Linked DNA regions of Homo sapiens: region 1 is linked to region 2. A link is a loop called in an ENCODE intact Hi-C map of the cell type or tissue named here. Cell type or tissue: CD4-positive, alpha-beta T cell. All regions are shown on one strand. Region 1 overlaps C1GALT1 (core 1 synthase, glycoprotein-N-acetylgalactosamine 3-beta-galactosyltransferase 1). Region 2 has its middle 26 kb from the start of C1GALT1.

The links. Hi-C counts contacts between places; a loop is a spot of excess contacts. Peaks named below come from ENCODE experiments on the same cell type or tissue, not always from the same donor. Only the 100,000 strongest peaks of a DNase experiment are listed, where the experiment ranks them.
Region 1: it touches region 2 in a loop (2.0-fold over the local background); 1 of 110 quality-filtered maps calls a loop at or near these places.

The regions. Positions count from the first base shown.
Region 1 is chr7:7,196,884-7,204,883 of GRCh38, reverse strand. All of the region lies in intron 1 of C1GALT1 (core 1 synthase, glycoprotein-N-acetylgalactosamine 3-beta-galactosyltransferase 1), which reads right to left. Among named protein-coding and RNA genes, the nearest start is that of C1GALT1, 18 kb to the right of the region's middle. RefSeq lists enhancers at 2,742-2,871, 3,022-3,540. In CD4-positive, alpha-beta T cell, no CTCF peak of the experiment used is centred here; a DNase peak (open chromatin) is centred at 3,103; H3K4me3 peaks cover 668 bases; H3K27ac peaks cover 954 bases.
Region 2 is chr7:7,152,458-7,160,457 of GRCh38, reverse strand. It overlaps a transcript of C1GALT1 not described here. Among named protein-coding and RNA genes, the nearest start is that of C1GALT1, 26 kb to the left of the region's middle. In CD4-positive, alpha-beta T cell, a CTCF peak has its summit at 3,371; a DNase peak (open chromatin) is centred at 3,097; H3K4me3 peaks cover 2,471 bases; H3K27ac peaks cover 4,323 bases.

The DNA.
Region 1 (8,000 bases), 44 kb before region 2:
AGCACAATACAATGAAGTTAGAAATCAATAAAAGAAGGAAAATGGAAAATTCACAAATGCGTGGAAATCAAACAACCAATGGGGCGAAGAATCAATCACAAGAGTAATTAGAAAATACTTAGAGACAAACGAAAAACACAACATAAGAAAATTTATGGGACACAGATAAAGCAGTGCTAAGGAAGACATTTATAGTTATTAACACACGAAACAAAAAGAAAGTTCTCAATTCAAGAACCTATTTTTACAACTTTAAAAACCAGAAAAAGAACAAACTAAACCCAAAGCTAGCAGAAGAAATAAAACAATAAAGAACAGAGATAAACAAAATGGGAAACAGGAAAGCAACATGGAAAAATCAATGAAACTAAAAGTTGGTTCTTCAAAAAGGAACAAAACTGATAAATCTCTAGCTAGACTAAGAAAAAAAGAAAAGACTCAAATTACTGAAATCAGAAATGAAAGTAGGGCATTGCTAATAGTTTCACAGAAATACAAAGGATGATAAGAGGATACTATAAACAACCGAATGTCAACAACTGCATAACCTAGATGAGGAAAAACTGTGAGAAACACAAAACTTACTGAAACAGAATAACAAACAGAAAATCTGAAAATCCTATATCAGTATGGAGATTGAATGAGTAATCAAAAACCTCCCAACAAAGAAAAGCCCTGGACATGATGGCTTCACTGGTGAATTCTGCTCAACATGTGAAAAAGAACTAAAACCAAGCCTTCTCAAACTTTTCCAAAAAAAAAAACAAAAAAACAAAAAAAAAAAAACAGAAGAGGAGGGAACACTTCCTGACTTATTCTGTGAGGCCAGCATTACCCTGATACCAAAGCCAGACAAAGACACACAAGAAAACCACAAACCAACAAAGGATAGTAGAAACCAAGAAGGGGAAGGGAGGCATAGGGAGAGATGTGTTAAAGGATGCAAAATTACAGCTAATGATAATAGTTGGAGAAATAAGTTATTGTATTCTATAGTACTGTAGGATGACTATAATTAACAATAATAATATAGTTTCAAACAGCTAGGAGGAGGATACTGAATGTTCCCAACACAAAGAAGTGTTTGAGATCATGGATATGCTAATTACCCTGATACATTATATGTACTGTAACATCACTATGTACTCCATAAATATGTACAATGACTGTGTCAATTAAAATTATTTTTAGAAATAGAAATGAGAGCAACCTAAAAAGAGAAAAAAAAAACTACAAACCAATATCCATTATTAACAGTGATGTAAAAATTCTCAACAAAATACTAGCAAACTGAATTCAGCAGCATATTAAAAGATTATATACATCATGACCAAGTGGGATTTATCCTGGAATGCAAGGATAGTTGTACATATGGAAATCAATCAAGGCAATACACCTCATTAACAGAATTAAGGAGGAAAAAAAAACCCTACATGGTCCTCTCAATTGATGCAGAAAAAGTATCTGACAAAATTCAATATGCTTTCATGATATAAACACTCACGAGAAACCCACAGTGAACATCAGACACATGGTAAAGGACTAAAAGCTTTTCCTTTAAGATCAAATGGTAAAGGACTCAAAGCTTTTCCTCTAAGATCTACAACAAGGCAAGAATTCCTGATTTCATCACTTCTATTCAACATAGTACTGGAAGTTCTACCCAGAGCAATTAGGAAAGAAAAAGAAACAAAAGACAACCAAACTGGAAAGAAAAAGTAAAATTATCTTCTTACAAATGATATGATCTTATATGCAGGGAACCCTAAAGATTCCAAAAAAAAAAAAAAACCTGTTAGAACTAATAAATTAATTTAGCAAAGAAGCAAATACAAAGTCAACACAAAAATGAGTTACATTTTTACGCACTAACTAGAACACTTCTTGAAGTAATAATTCCATTTACAACAGCAAAAAAAAGAAACCTTAGGAATTAACCAAGACAGTGAAAGATCTGTACGACAAAAACTACAAAACACTGCTTTAAGAAATTAAAGAATACATAAATAATTAGAAAGACATTACATGTTCATCAATTAGAAAACTTAATATTGTTAAGATGTCAATACTATCCAAAGTGACCTACAGATTCAATGCAGTTCCTACTGAAATCCCAACAATGCTTTCTGCAGAAAGAGAAAAATCCATTCTAAAATTCATATGGAATATTAAGGGACCCTGAATAGCCAAAACAGTTTTGAAAAAGAGGTACAAAGCTAGAAAACTCATACTTACTGATTTCAAGACTTACTACAAAGCTACGTTAATAAAAATAGTGCAGTACTGGCATGAAAACAGACATACAGAACAATGAAATAAAGAATTCAGAGGAAAAAAAGCATCTCACTTTATGGTCAAAGGATTTTTGGGAAGGGAGCCAAGACCATTCAATGGGAAAAGGACAGGTTTTTAACAAATGTTGCTGGGAAAACTGGATATCCACATGCAAAAGAATGAAGTTGGACTTTTACATAACACAATATATGAAAACTAACTCAAAATGGGAAAATAATGGCAGACAGGGCGCATAACTAACTTGGAGCTCCCACTCAGACACACCGAGTAGTGTGTGGAGACTCACACCGTGAACTTTTACTCGAAGAACTACTACCACGGGAACGTACCAGGAAAGCCGAGAGAATCCATAGACCTTTCAAAGGAAGCAGTTTACAGCTGCTGGTCCCCTGAGACAGCCAAAAAACTCTGAGTGCCCAATGTGTGAAAGGGAATGTCTGCCTCTGAACACACATCCTCACTGGGGATCCCAAAGGGCCAATTCACGAGAGAAGGATGTGACCTCACCTGGAGCTGAGATTAATTTAGAGAGCTGTGAGAAATATAGGGATAAAGGAAGAAGCAGAAGAGCCCTGTGGGCACTCTCTGTCACCAGGGAAGCCATTCCTGACTTTGTCTCACAGAGGCCCTTGGGGAGAGCTGCCAGTGGAATTGGGGAAAGACCCCAAGGAGAAGGAAACTTCCAGCTGAACTGTGTAACAGTTTCAAACAAACATGAAGTTTCCTGGACAGAATCGGGGGAGGAGGCAAACAGGCAGTGCAGAAAGCAGCAAAGAAACCACGGCAGGTAGGGAAGCGTGAAACCTGAAAGCCCTGCTTACTTCCTCGGGGGAGGGGGAGGGCATATAGCCTGGGGCAGCTTCTCAATACTGCTCAGCAGCTGCCTGGAAATTAACTCAGTGCTGCTGGAAGAGGCACCTTGGGAGTGGCACTGGCCTTTCGGGCTTTGTGGGAGCTGGGTGAGGCCTGTTACTGCCGGCTTTCCCCCGCTTCCCTGGTCACCAGTATGATCAAAAGGCAGCAGTAACTTCTGCAGACTTAAACATCCAGGTCTGACAGCTTTCATGAGAGCAGTGGTTTTCCCAGCACAGAGTTTGAGATCTGAGAACAGACAGACTGCCTCCTCAAGTGGGGCCCTGACCTCCCAGTAGCCTAACTGGGAGACACCTCCCAGTAGGGGCCGACTGGCACCTCATACAGCTGGGTGCCCCTCTGAGACGAAGCTTCCAGAGGAAAGATCGGGTAGCAACATCTCTGTTCTGCAACATTCGCTGTTCTGCAGCCTCCGCTGGTGATAACCAGGCTAACACGGTCTGGAGTGGACCTCCAGCAAACTCCAACAGACCTGCGGCTGAGGGTCCTGACTGTTAGAAGGAAAACCAACAAACAGAAAGGACATCCACACCAAAATCCCATTTTGTACGTCACCATCATCAAAGACCAAAGGTAGATAAAACCACAAAGATGGGGAGAAACCAGAGCAGAAAAGCTGAAAAATCTAAAAATCAGAGCGCCTCTTCTCCTCCAAAGGAACGCAGCTCCTCGCCAGCAACAGAACAAAGCTGGACGGAGAATGACTTTGACGAGTTGAGAGAAGAAGGCTTCAGACAATCGGTAATAACAAATTCTCCGAGCTAAAGGAGGATGCTCGAACCCATCGCAAAGAAGCTAAAAACCTTGAAAAAAGATTAGATGAATGGCTGCCTAGAATAAACAGCGTAGGGAAGTCCTTAAATGACTTGATGGAGCTGAAAACCATGGCACAAGAACTACGTGATGCATGCACAAGCTTCAGTAGCCGAATTGATCAGGTGGAAGAAAGAGTATCAGTGATTGAAGATCAAATGAATGAAATGAAGAGAGAAGAGAAGTTTAGAGAAAGAAGAGTAAAAAGAAACGAACAAAGCCTCCAAGAAATATGGGACCATGTGAAAAGACCAAATCTACGTCTTATTGGTGTACCTGAAAGTGACAGGGAGAATGGAACCAAGCTGGAAAACACTCTTCAGGATATAATCCAGGAGAACCCCCCCAATCTAGCGAGGCAGGCCAACATTCAAATTCTGGTAATACAGAGAATGCCACAAAGATACTCTTCGAGAAGAGCAACCCCAAGACACATAATTGTCAGACTGAAAGGTCAGGTTACTCACAAAGGGAAGCCAATCAGACTAACAGCAGATCTCTCTGCAGAAACTCTACAAGCCAGAAGAGAGTGAAAGCCAATATACAACATTCTTAAAGAAAAGAATTTCTAACCCAGAATTTCATATCCAGCCAAACTAAGCTTCATAAGTGAAGGAGAAATAAAATCCTTTACACACAAGCAAATGCTGAGAGATTTTGTCACCACCAGGCCTGCCTTACAAGAGCTCCTGAAGGCAGCACTAAACATGGAAAGGAACAACCCGTACCAGCCACTGCAAAAACATGACAAATTGTAAAGACCATCGCTGCTAGGAAGAAACTGCATCAACTAACGAGCAAAATAACCAGCTAACATCATAATGACAGGATCAAATACACACCTAACAGTATTAACTTTAAATGTAAATGGGCTAAATGCTCCAATTAAAAGACACAAACTGGCAAACTGGATAAAGAGTCAAGACCCATCAGTGTGCTGTATTCAGGAGACCCATCTCACGTGCAGAGACACACATAGGCTCAAAATAAAGGGATGGAGGAAGATCTAACAAGCAAATGGAAAACAAAAAAAAGCAAGGGCTGCAATCCTAGTCTCTGATAAAACAGACTTTAAACCAACAAAGATCAAAAGAGACAAAGAAGGCCATTACATAATGGTACAGGGATCAATTCAACAAAAAGAGCTAACTATTCTAAATATATATGCATCCAATACAAGAGCACCCAGATTCACAAAGCAAGTCCTTAGAGACCAACAAAGAGACTTCGACTCCCACACAATAATAATGGGAGACTTTAACACTCCACTGTCAACATTAGACAGATCAACGAGACAGAAAGTTGTAACAAGGATATCCAGGAATTGAACTCAGCTCTGCACCAAGCAGACCTAATAGACATCTACAGAACTCTCCATCCCAAATCAACAGAATATACATTCTTCTCAGCACCACATCACACTTATTCCAAAACTTACCACATAGTTGGAAGTAAAGCACTCCTCAGCAAATGTAAAAGAACAGAAATTATAACAAACTGTCTCTCAGACCACAGTGCGATCAAACTAGAACTCAGGATTAAGAAACTCACTCAAAACCGCTCACCTACATGGAAACTGAACAACCTGCCCCTGAATGACTATCAGGTACATAACAAAATGAAGGCAGAAATAAAAGATGTTCTTTGAAACCAATGAGAACAAAGACACAACATACCAGAATCTCTGGGACACATTTAAAGCAGTGTGTAGAGGGAAATTTATAGCACTAAATGACCACAAGAGAAAGCAGGAAAGATCTAAAATTGACACCCTGACATCACAATTAAAAGATCCAGAGAAGCAAGAGCAAACACATTCAGAAGCTAGCAGAAGGCAAGAAGTAACTAAGGTCAGAGCAGAACTGAAGGAGATAGAGACACAAAAAACCCTTCAAAAAAAATCAGTGAATCCAGGAGCTGGTTTTTTGAAAAGATCAACAAAATGGATAGACCGCTAGCAAGACTAATAGAGAAGAAAAGAGAGAAGAATCAAATAGATGCAATAAAAAATGATAAAGGGCATATCACCACCGATCCCACAGAAATACAAACTACCATCAGAGAATACTATAAACACCTTGATGCAAATAAACTAGAAAATCTAGAAGAAATGGATAAATTCCTGGACACATACACCCTCCCAAGACTAAAGCAGGAAGAAGGTGGATCCCTGAACAGACCAATAACAGGTTCTGAAATTGAGGCAATAATTAATAGCCTATGAACCAAAAAAAGTCCAGGACCAGATGGATTCACAGCCGAATTCTACCAGAGGTACAAAGAGGAGCTGGTACCATTCCTTCTGAAACTATCCCAATCAACAGAAAAAGAGGGAATCCTCCCTAACTCATTTTATGAGGCCAGCATCATCCTGATACCAAAGCCTAGCAGAGACACAATAAAAAAAAGAGAATTTTAGACCAATATCCCTGATGAATATGGATGTGAAAATCCTCAATAAAATACTGCCAAACTGAATCCAGCAGCACATCAAAAAGCTTATCCACCACAATCAAGTTGGCTTCATCCCTGGGATGCAAGGCTGGTTCAACATACGCAAATCAATAAACGTAATCCATCATATAAACAGAACCAAAGACAAAAACCACATGATTATCTCAATAGATGCAGAAAAGGCCTTCGACAAAATTCAACAGCCCTTCATGCTAAAAACTCTCAATAAATTAGGTATTGATGGGACATATCTTAAAATAATAAGCTATTTATGACAAACCCACAGCCAATATCATACTCAATGGGCAAAAACTGGAAGCATTCCCTTTGAAAACTGGCACAAGACAGGGATGCCCTCCCTCACCCTCCTATTCAACATAGTGTTGGAAGTTCTGGCCAGGGCAATCAGGCAAGAGAAAGAAACAAAGAGTATTCAATTAGGAAAAGAGGAAGTCAAATTGTCCCTGTTTGCAAATGACATGATTGTGTATTTAGAAAACCCCATCGTCTCAGCCCAATATCTCAAGCTGATAAGCAACTTCAGCAAAGTCTCAGGATACAAAATCAATGTGCAAAAATCACAAGCATTCCTATACACCAATAACAGACAGAGAGCCAAATCATGAGTGAACTCCCATTCACGACTGCTTCAAAGAGAATAAAATACATAGGAATCCAACTTACAAGGGATGTGAAGGACCTCTTCAAGGAGAACTACAAACCACTGCTCAACAAAATAAAAGAGGACACAAACAAATGGAAGAACATTCCATGCTCATGGATAGGAAGAATCAATATCATGAAAATGGCCATACTGCCCAAGGTAATTTATAGATTCAATGCCATCCCCATCAAGCTACCAATGACTTTCTTCACAGAATTGGAAAAAGCTACTTTAAAGTTCATATGGAACCAAAAAAGAGCCCGCATTGCCAAGACAATCCTAAGCCAAAAAAACAAAGCTGGAGGCATCATGCTACCTGACTTCAAACTATACTACAAGGCTACAGTAACCAAAACAGCATGGTACTGGTACAAAAACAGAGATACAGACCAATGGAACAGAATATAGCCCTCGGTAATAAAACCACACATGTACAACCTTCTGATCTTTGACAAACCCGACAAAAACAAGCAATGGGGAAAGGATTCCCTATTTAATAAATGGTGCTGGGAAAACTGGCTAGCCATATGTAGAAAGCTGAAACTGGATCCCTTCCTTATAGCTGATACAAAAATTAATTCAAGATGCATTAAAGACTTAAATGTTAGACCTAAAACCAGAAAAACCCTGTAAGAAAACCTAGGCAATACCATTCAGGCCATAGGCATGGGCAAGGACTTCATGACTAAAACACCAAAAGCAATGGCACAGAAGCCAAAATAGACAAATGGGATCTAATTAAACTAAAAAGCTTCTGCACAGCAAAAGAAACTACCATCAGAGTGAACGGGCAACCTACACAATGGGAGAAAATTTTTACAATCTACCCATCTGATAAAGGGCTAATATCCAAATATACAAGAAAAAATCAAACAACCCCATCAAAAAGTGGGAAAAGGAT
Region 2 (8,000 bases):
TACATCAACTGCTTAATATATGTATTAGAACACTGTCAATCAAGGTAACATTATCTGTCCCCTTGTACATCAGACTTTTGTCAAGGATATACCTGATTAGTCAAATGGCAGGGATTAGGGGTTGGAGGTAGAAGGTGGAGGTTCAAGAGAGAAATAACACTCTATACAGTTGAAGACCAAAAAGATCTAGATGGAAGGTAAAGGTCATATGCAGAAATGGAATAGAAAGAATTTTCCAGAGTTGAGAAGAAACAGATCTCTAGTTCCATGAGGCTATTGGAACGTGTACCCAATATAAAATGTGGAAAGGTACTAGGGACAAGAAGGACACACATGTGGGGCAGGAAAGAGCTGAGGGAAAGAGTAAGAATCAGGAAATTTAACTAGTTTTACTTATGTATGAACAGCCGTTCACAGTGTTGCTGCCATTGATCTTTGAAGTGCAGACATATCCCTCAATTTATGAACATGGATTGGTGCAAAGCTCCCTAGGATGTGAGAAAGGAAATGAAAAGAGATGCTGTGCTCCAGTTTACCAAGCTCGGAGCTGATAGCTGAAAGGCCAGTTCCCTTTTCTTCCATTACATGTTAAGTATGTTTTTATGAACTGTAGTGATACTCTGTGTAACAGTGTTTCTATAGGAAAATGCCCTCTTTGAATTGAATCACATTAAAATGAATTTTTTGAATATAGCTTACATGGAGACAGAGAATTTTTTTAACTTTGCTAACATTATCTAAAGATTGCAGATAAAGAAAATCTACGTGTAAAAATAGTGACTTTCCAAAGGCATTACTATCAAATTAAGCGAAAATTAGAATTCATACACCTTCATTTAGTCTGTAAGAGTCCTGTTTCTATTGAGCCTCTGGGGAACCTTTTGCCTTGAAGAGATTATTGGGGAAAGGGGACAAGAAGGAAGGAAACAAATCAGCGCAGTCCAACACACCACTTTCTTTCCTTTCTCTTTCTCTTCCGCTTTGCATTTCTATTTCTGTTCCACTCTATTTCCTCCTCCCCCTCCTCTTCCTGTTTTCTTTCTTTCCTTCTTTTTCTTTGCTTCCTAGTCTTTTACTGCTCTTGGTATTTGTCCCGCGTCTTTCCAATCTCTTCCTTTTTATTTTTTAGTTCTACTTTTTATATCTGACCCTCCTAGTAGAGAAAAGGTGGTCAATATTACAGTCGTTCAAAAATAAAAATTAAGTACTTAACTCTTTCTGGCTCTGTGCCAAGCATTGTAAAAAGAAAATTACATAGACAGTTTCTGACCTCCAAAAGCATACAATCATTTGAGTCCCAGCTGTGATTTTATAACACCTTCATGATTCTTGACTTTTTTTTCCTGTTTCTAAGTCCCATTAAAAATCTGGTGATAGCAATGAATTGCTTCACTCCAAAAATGCATAAGTCACAAACATGCCCTATTTGCATATAATTTCAGAAGATTCAAAAACTCCCTGAACCCCTTAATAGTTTATGACCGCCCTCAGATCAAGAACCCTGCTCGTTGTCTCAATATATTTCACAAATGTCACACAGTTTGAGATAGAATGCCTTAAAACACAGTTAATTTTAATTCATTAAGAAAATCAATAGGCCGTCTAACAGCCATTTTGTGTGTTTGGGTAGGCAAAAAGGGAAAGAAATGTTATCTAATTACAAGTAGGTCATAACATTATCCAAAAGGAACAAACACTTATTTGACCACCTATTACATGTCATATATGCGTATATGAGTCCTACATGATACAGCTTTTATAAAATTATAGATGAAATATATATGTATATATACATATACATGCATACATATATAAATAGATACATGTGTATATACCTGTACATTTATACAAATGTTTATATAATATATAAATATATAAAAATGTATGTGTATATAATATGTAAAATATAATGAAAAAACATACTAAGTGTTTACAATAGCTATGTTATATAGGAATCGTTATACTCAGATATGGAAATTAAGACTCAGAGAGATCAAACAGCTGACTCGGGCCACGTGCTAGTGAACAGTAGAATCAGAATTTGAGTCCACATCAAACTCCAATGCCTTCTTGGAGACTTATTTTTCCTTTCTATTCAACATAAAACTCAGCACATAGGAGGTGTTAATGGAATACTGGAATGCTGATTGAATTAGACAGAACAGAGTCAGGTATAGAGCCCTGCAGTAGATCACTGGAGACTAGAGACCACTCTTCCTAACCCCACCCTAACCTCCCATTTAATTTCTTTTCTTTAGCAGAAAGGAAGGGACATTCTAACAGGTTCTAAAGACTAGAGTGGACTCTACAAAACTTCAGAGGGATATAGTAATTTTACTGTATTCATCAGAGAAATATTTCAGCTGTGGTCATGTGAGGGTAACAGGCTTGAATACACCAATTTTCATGTGAAAGGAATGTACTGCTAAGTTAATGCAACAGCAACTTGAGGAAACTACTTTTGATTTAGCAAGTTATCTGAACATTAAAGGAGGCATTCTGACTGAGGTTCCTGAAATATAAAGAACAATTTGAAACATGCCTGGGAGGAAAATACAGCAATTTTAGCAAAAAGACAGTTCTCAAATAAAGTCTGATTTTAAAGGAAAAGAGATCTCATTGATTGAAGGAATTGTTCAGAATGTACATGTACATACCCTTACTGAGGCTAGCTAATGAAGAAACTGAAATTTGAAGTTTGGTGGTAAAGAAAATGAAAGCAATATAAGAATGTTGGCAACTGTGAGATAGAGGTTGATTATACTTCAAAAGAGTATCTTTAGGGAAGCTAATAGACACCTAACTAAGTTGAACAGAAACTATATTGAAATAAATATAATCTTAGAAGCCAGTCAAGACAGTAGAGCAACACGGAATCAGTGCCTTGATTGATAGATTCATGATTTAAAAATAAACCCATCTTGACTTCAAGTCAGGGCAAGGTTATGGTGTACAGTTTCTTAATTTCCCCAAATCCATTCCTAAAAGCATACTGAACCAACTAGAATAGCAAAAGATAAGTTCTACTCACCACATCCTCCAGAAAGCCAACTGAAAAAACATCCCCATGAGCCTCAGAATGCCAGTGGGTTTTGCCCCACCCAAACCACAGACAACAGCAGTAGAACTCATACAGAGCATGCCTAGTTTTAGCAGCTGTGCAGAGGCAGTGGACAGGAGAGAACAAGAGTTTAGAAGGTTCTGCGAACACTGCAATACAGAAATTGTCCACAAATACTCAAAAAGAGAAGGTCTTACCTTGAGTGGGATTCTCAGCAAGTAAATATTGTGAAAATAACAGTAAAAAGGAGAAGGCTTCTGACTCCAATTTATGGCTGAGTAGAATAAAAATATCTCAGCCACACACTAAGAGAAAATGGGAAGATCAGAAGGTACTGGGTGGCTTATGTACTCAAATAACTCAGAAATAGCCAATAAAATATCTTTCCTGAGGAAAACACTTCCGTGAAGAAAATTCAAATTGAGCAGGATAGAAACTCTGAGAGTAAATCCAATATTTTGACGACCTTACAATGCCTTTGTTGTTTGTTGAGAGAAAAAGATCAAACACTGGGAGGTCAGGTGGGTCTCCAGAGAAGGCACATCTCTGGAAGTGGGTGTGACGACACAAAGGCCATCCACGTCTACATGTGTATCTTAATCTGTCTGCTATGTGATAATAATAGGGGAGGAATCTCTTAAGCACTGAAACTATAAAGGCTATCATAGCATATCCCATTTCCCTTCAAGGGAGGCATTTCCTAAAAGTACAGAACACCTGATTTTGTTTATACAAAAGCAACAGAAAGGAGATGGTCGAACACAAAACAAGTACACTATTATAAAGAAAATAAACTAAATAATGAAAAAATGGGTAGTTAATATGTACCAGAAAAGACATAATTTAAAAAAATGAAAACTAAATAATATAACAAAATTAATGGAAGCAAATTAAGAAAATAATGGAAACTATAAAGTAACAGCATATATTAGAACCAGGAAACTCAGAGACGAGATGGCTAAACATGAATTGGGGACTGATATAATTCAGAACTGGAGTTGAGTCACTGGTCCATTTCCAATTTATCCTTTTTCATAAAATGTGGTCTCTTGTGGTCCCAATTGAAAGCCTAGTGTTTTCGTGTTTCGGTTTTTGTTTTATTTTAGATCTCATCCTCCTTGTGCAGCTCAGAACTCCAATTTTCCCCTCAACTCCTTGAGTCTATTGAAAGTTTTGTTCAAATTCTCATCCTTTCAGCCATTGTTCTCAAATAGGCAAATGCCTCAAGACTAAAAGCAATGGCACATGTCAGGCTCAGCTCTCTGGGGTTCCCTTTTCTTCTGGATCCTGGCCCCATAAGTCCTCACTACATGAGTGGTTTTTCAATACCTTCAAATTGTTCTAAAACAACCTAGTTCACTATTTTCAGAAACAAGACTTGGGAAATACAATTTACAAAGGAGGAAAAGAAAACAGAAAGAAAGAAATAGAAAGGATCCGAGAGAAAAATGATAAATATAGAAGACAGGAAACGAAAATCCAACATAAGTGTAACTTATGTTGGAAGGAAAATGAAAGCAACGGAACAAAGGAAATACAAAAATCCATAATACAACAAGACGTTCTTAAAATTATAAAAAAACTGAACACCTATTTTGAAAGAGCACACCATTAACCTTGGAAAAGTGGAGCCAGAATGGCCAATACCAAGACATATTCCAGTATAACTGGAAAATAAAAAAACTCTTTGAACATTCAGGCATAAAGACCAAGTCATCAAAAATAAAATCATAAATAAAATCATATTTACATCAGATTTCATAAGTCCATGGAGCAATATATTTATTAAAAAGAAAAAAGTAGGCTGGGTGCAGTGGCTCATGCCTGTAATCCCAACACTTTGGGAGGCCAAGGGAGGGCAGATCACGAGGTCAGGAGTTTGAGATCAGTCTGGCCAACATAGTGAAAACCCATCTCTACTAAAAATACAAAAATTAGCCAGGTGTGGTGGTGCGTGCCTGTAATCCCAGCTACTAGGGAGGCTGAGGCAGGAGAATAGCATGAACCCGGGAGGCGGAGGTTGCAGTAAGCTGAGATCGTGCCATTGCACTCCAGACCAGGCAACAGTGCGAGACTCTGTCTCAAAAAAAAAAAAAAAAAGAAATTTTTATGCATACCCAAACTTACGTTAAAATATAAAAGCTACGGAAAAATAAAGCAATTGTGAGCATACAAGAACTGAATGAATATTATTCCCTAAGAAATATACAGAGAAAACAAGCTTCAACCAAAAAATCACAGGAAATGCTTCAGCTAAGTTCTAGACACGTAATAGCTTGCCAATAAATATTATTCGATCAAAGAGATAGATGTATGAATGCATGGATGGAGGAATAAACTAATTAATAAATTAATTAATACCTGGGAAGGAAAAGAAAAGATCTACCCATGTGTATTAGTCCATTTTCACACTGCTTCCCTGAGACTGGGAAGAAAAAGAAATTTAGGTGGACTTACAGTTCCACATGGCTAGGGAGGCCTCAAAATCATGGCGGGAGGAGGAAGGCACTTCTTACATGGCAGCAGCAAGAGAAAATGAGGAAGAGTCAAAAGCGGAAGCCTCTGATAAACCCATTAGATCTCATGAGACTTATTCAGTATCACGAGAATAGCACGGGAAAGACTGGCCTCTGTGATTCAACTACCTCCTTTTGGGTCCCTCCCACAACACACAGGAATTCTGGGAGGTACAATTCAAGTTGAGATTTGGGTGGGGACACAGCCAAACCATGTCATTCTGCCCCTGGCCCCTCCAAATCTCATGTCCTCACATTTCAACACCAATCATGCCTTCCAACAGTCCCCCAAAGTCTTAGCTTGTTTCAGCATTGACCCAAAAGTCCACAGTCCAAAGTCTCATCTGAGATAAGGCAAGTCCCTTCTGCTTGTAAGCCTGTAAAATCAAAAGCAAACTAGTTACTTCCTAGATGCAGTGGAGGTACAGGTATTGAGTAAATACAGCCATTCCAACTGGGAGATATTGGCCAAAACAAAGTGGTTACAGGGCCCACGCAAGTCTGAAATCCAGTAGGGCAGTCAAATTTTAAAGCCCCAAAATGATCTCCTTTGACTTCATCTCTCACATCCAGGTCATGCTGATGCAAAAGGTAGGTTCCCATGGTCTTGGGCAGCTCCACTCCTGTGGCTTTGCAGGGTACAGCCTCCCTCCTGGCTGCTTTCACGGTCTGGCATTGAGTTTCTGTGGCTTTTCCAGGTGCACAGTGCAAGCTGTTGGGTAGATCTACCATTCTGGGGTCTGGAAGACAATGGTCCTCTTCTCATTGCTCCACTAGGCAGTTCCCCAGTAGGGACTCTGTGTGGGGGCTCCAACCCCACATTTCTCTTCTGCACTGCCCTAGCAGAGGTTCTCCATGAGGGCCCCGCCTTTGCAGAAAACTTTTGCCTGGGCATCCAGGCATTTCCATATATCTTCTGAAATCTAGGCAGAGGTTCACAAGTTCCTTATCTCCATCTGAGACACAGCCAAACCATATCACCATGTTACTGGTTACCACAGAACTAGGAATGTGAAGTCAATGAATATTAGTTCTGGGAAAGAAATTCTAGATTAAGTACATTTACACCTTCACATTTTAGATAGGTAAACTGTGTCTCAGCGTGACTTGTCCAACATGCCCAGATGGCCCATGGCAGAGCCAGAAAATGGATCCAGAATTTTCTGATGCTTAGTGAGGATCTCTTTAAAAATTTGGTCACTGGCTGACTGAGCTCGGTGGCTCACACCTGTAATCCTAGCACTTTGGGAGGCCAAGATAGGTGGGTCACTTGAGGTCAGGAGTTCAAAAGCAGCCTGGCTAACATGGTGAAACTCCATCTCTACTAGAAATACAAAAATTAGCCAGGCATGGTGGCACACACCTGTAATTCCACCTACTTGGGAGGCTGAGGCATGAGAATTGCTTGAACCTGGGAGGCAGATATTGCAGTGAGCTGAGGTCGTGCCACTGCACTCCAGCCTGGACAACAGAGCGAGACTCCATTTCAAAAAGATCGCAAAAACAAACAAACAGAAAAACAAAACTTGGTAACCAGCAAAATATAACCGTTAAGTATTGTTACTCACTCCCCTCTCTGGCCCCCGAATAAATAAATCCTGCTCCCTATCTCAGAGTAAAATGTTTCTTGAGTGCCAGGCCATGATTTGTTTCATTAAGTATTAAAATTTACAAAAACAATTTATGTTTACTCTGGAAAAGTTAGAAAAAAATCTTTATTTATAATCCTGTCGCTCAGAGATAACTACTATGTTATACATATTTTTGTTGTTACCTTTTAAGACATTTTTATTCTTTGAACAAATGCACACTCATGTTTAAAACAAAAATAGAATCATATGGTCATATTCTTTTGCAGTCTTTTTCTCTAAATATATCATAATCATCCTTCATTTTCAATAAATATAGAACTAAATCACATACACACAAACTTTAAAATGAATTTTATATCAATGAAAATGTAAATTTTAATATTACCTTATATTTTATTTTCCTGAGCATTTCATGATTTCAATTCATTCAATGTCATTTATAAATAGTTTAGCTTTTATGTGTCCTTAATTTATGTTTTCCCATTATATTTGGTTGACATAAATTTTAAGCTTGCCAAGATGATCACTTGTATCTCCTTGGTACCTGTTTAAACCTGGAGGCAGTGTTATCTGATAGGGTTTTCCCTTTGTGGGGGAAGAAGTGGGAAAATATGAGAGAGGAGGAGAGAGTCACCATGTCCAGCCAGTTCTTATACTTTTAAATAGTTGAGGGAAAGAAAAGAATTTTGAAATAATAAATCTTTGCATAATAAGACTAGAGTATTATAGAGGCCAGGTGGCCAGGCGCGGTGGCTCACGCGTATAATCCCAGCACTTTGGGAGGCCTAGGCGGGTGGATCACCTGAGTTCAGGCATGCGAGACGAGCCTGA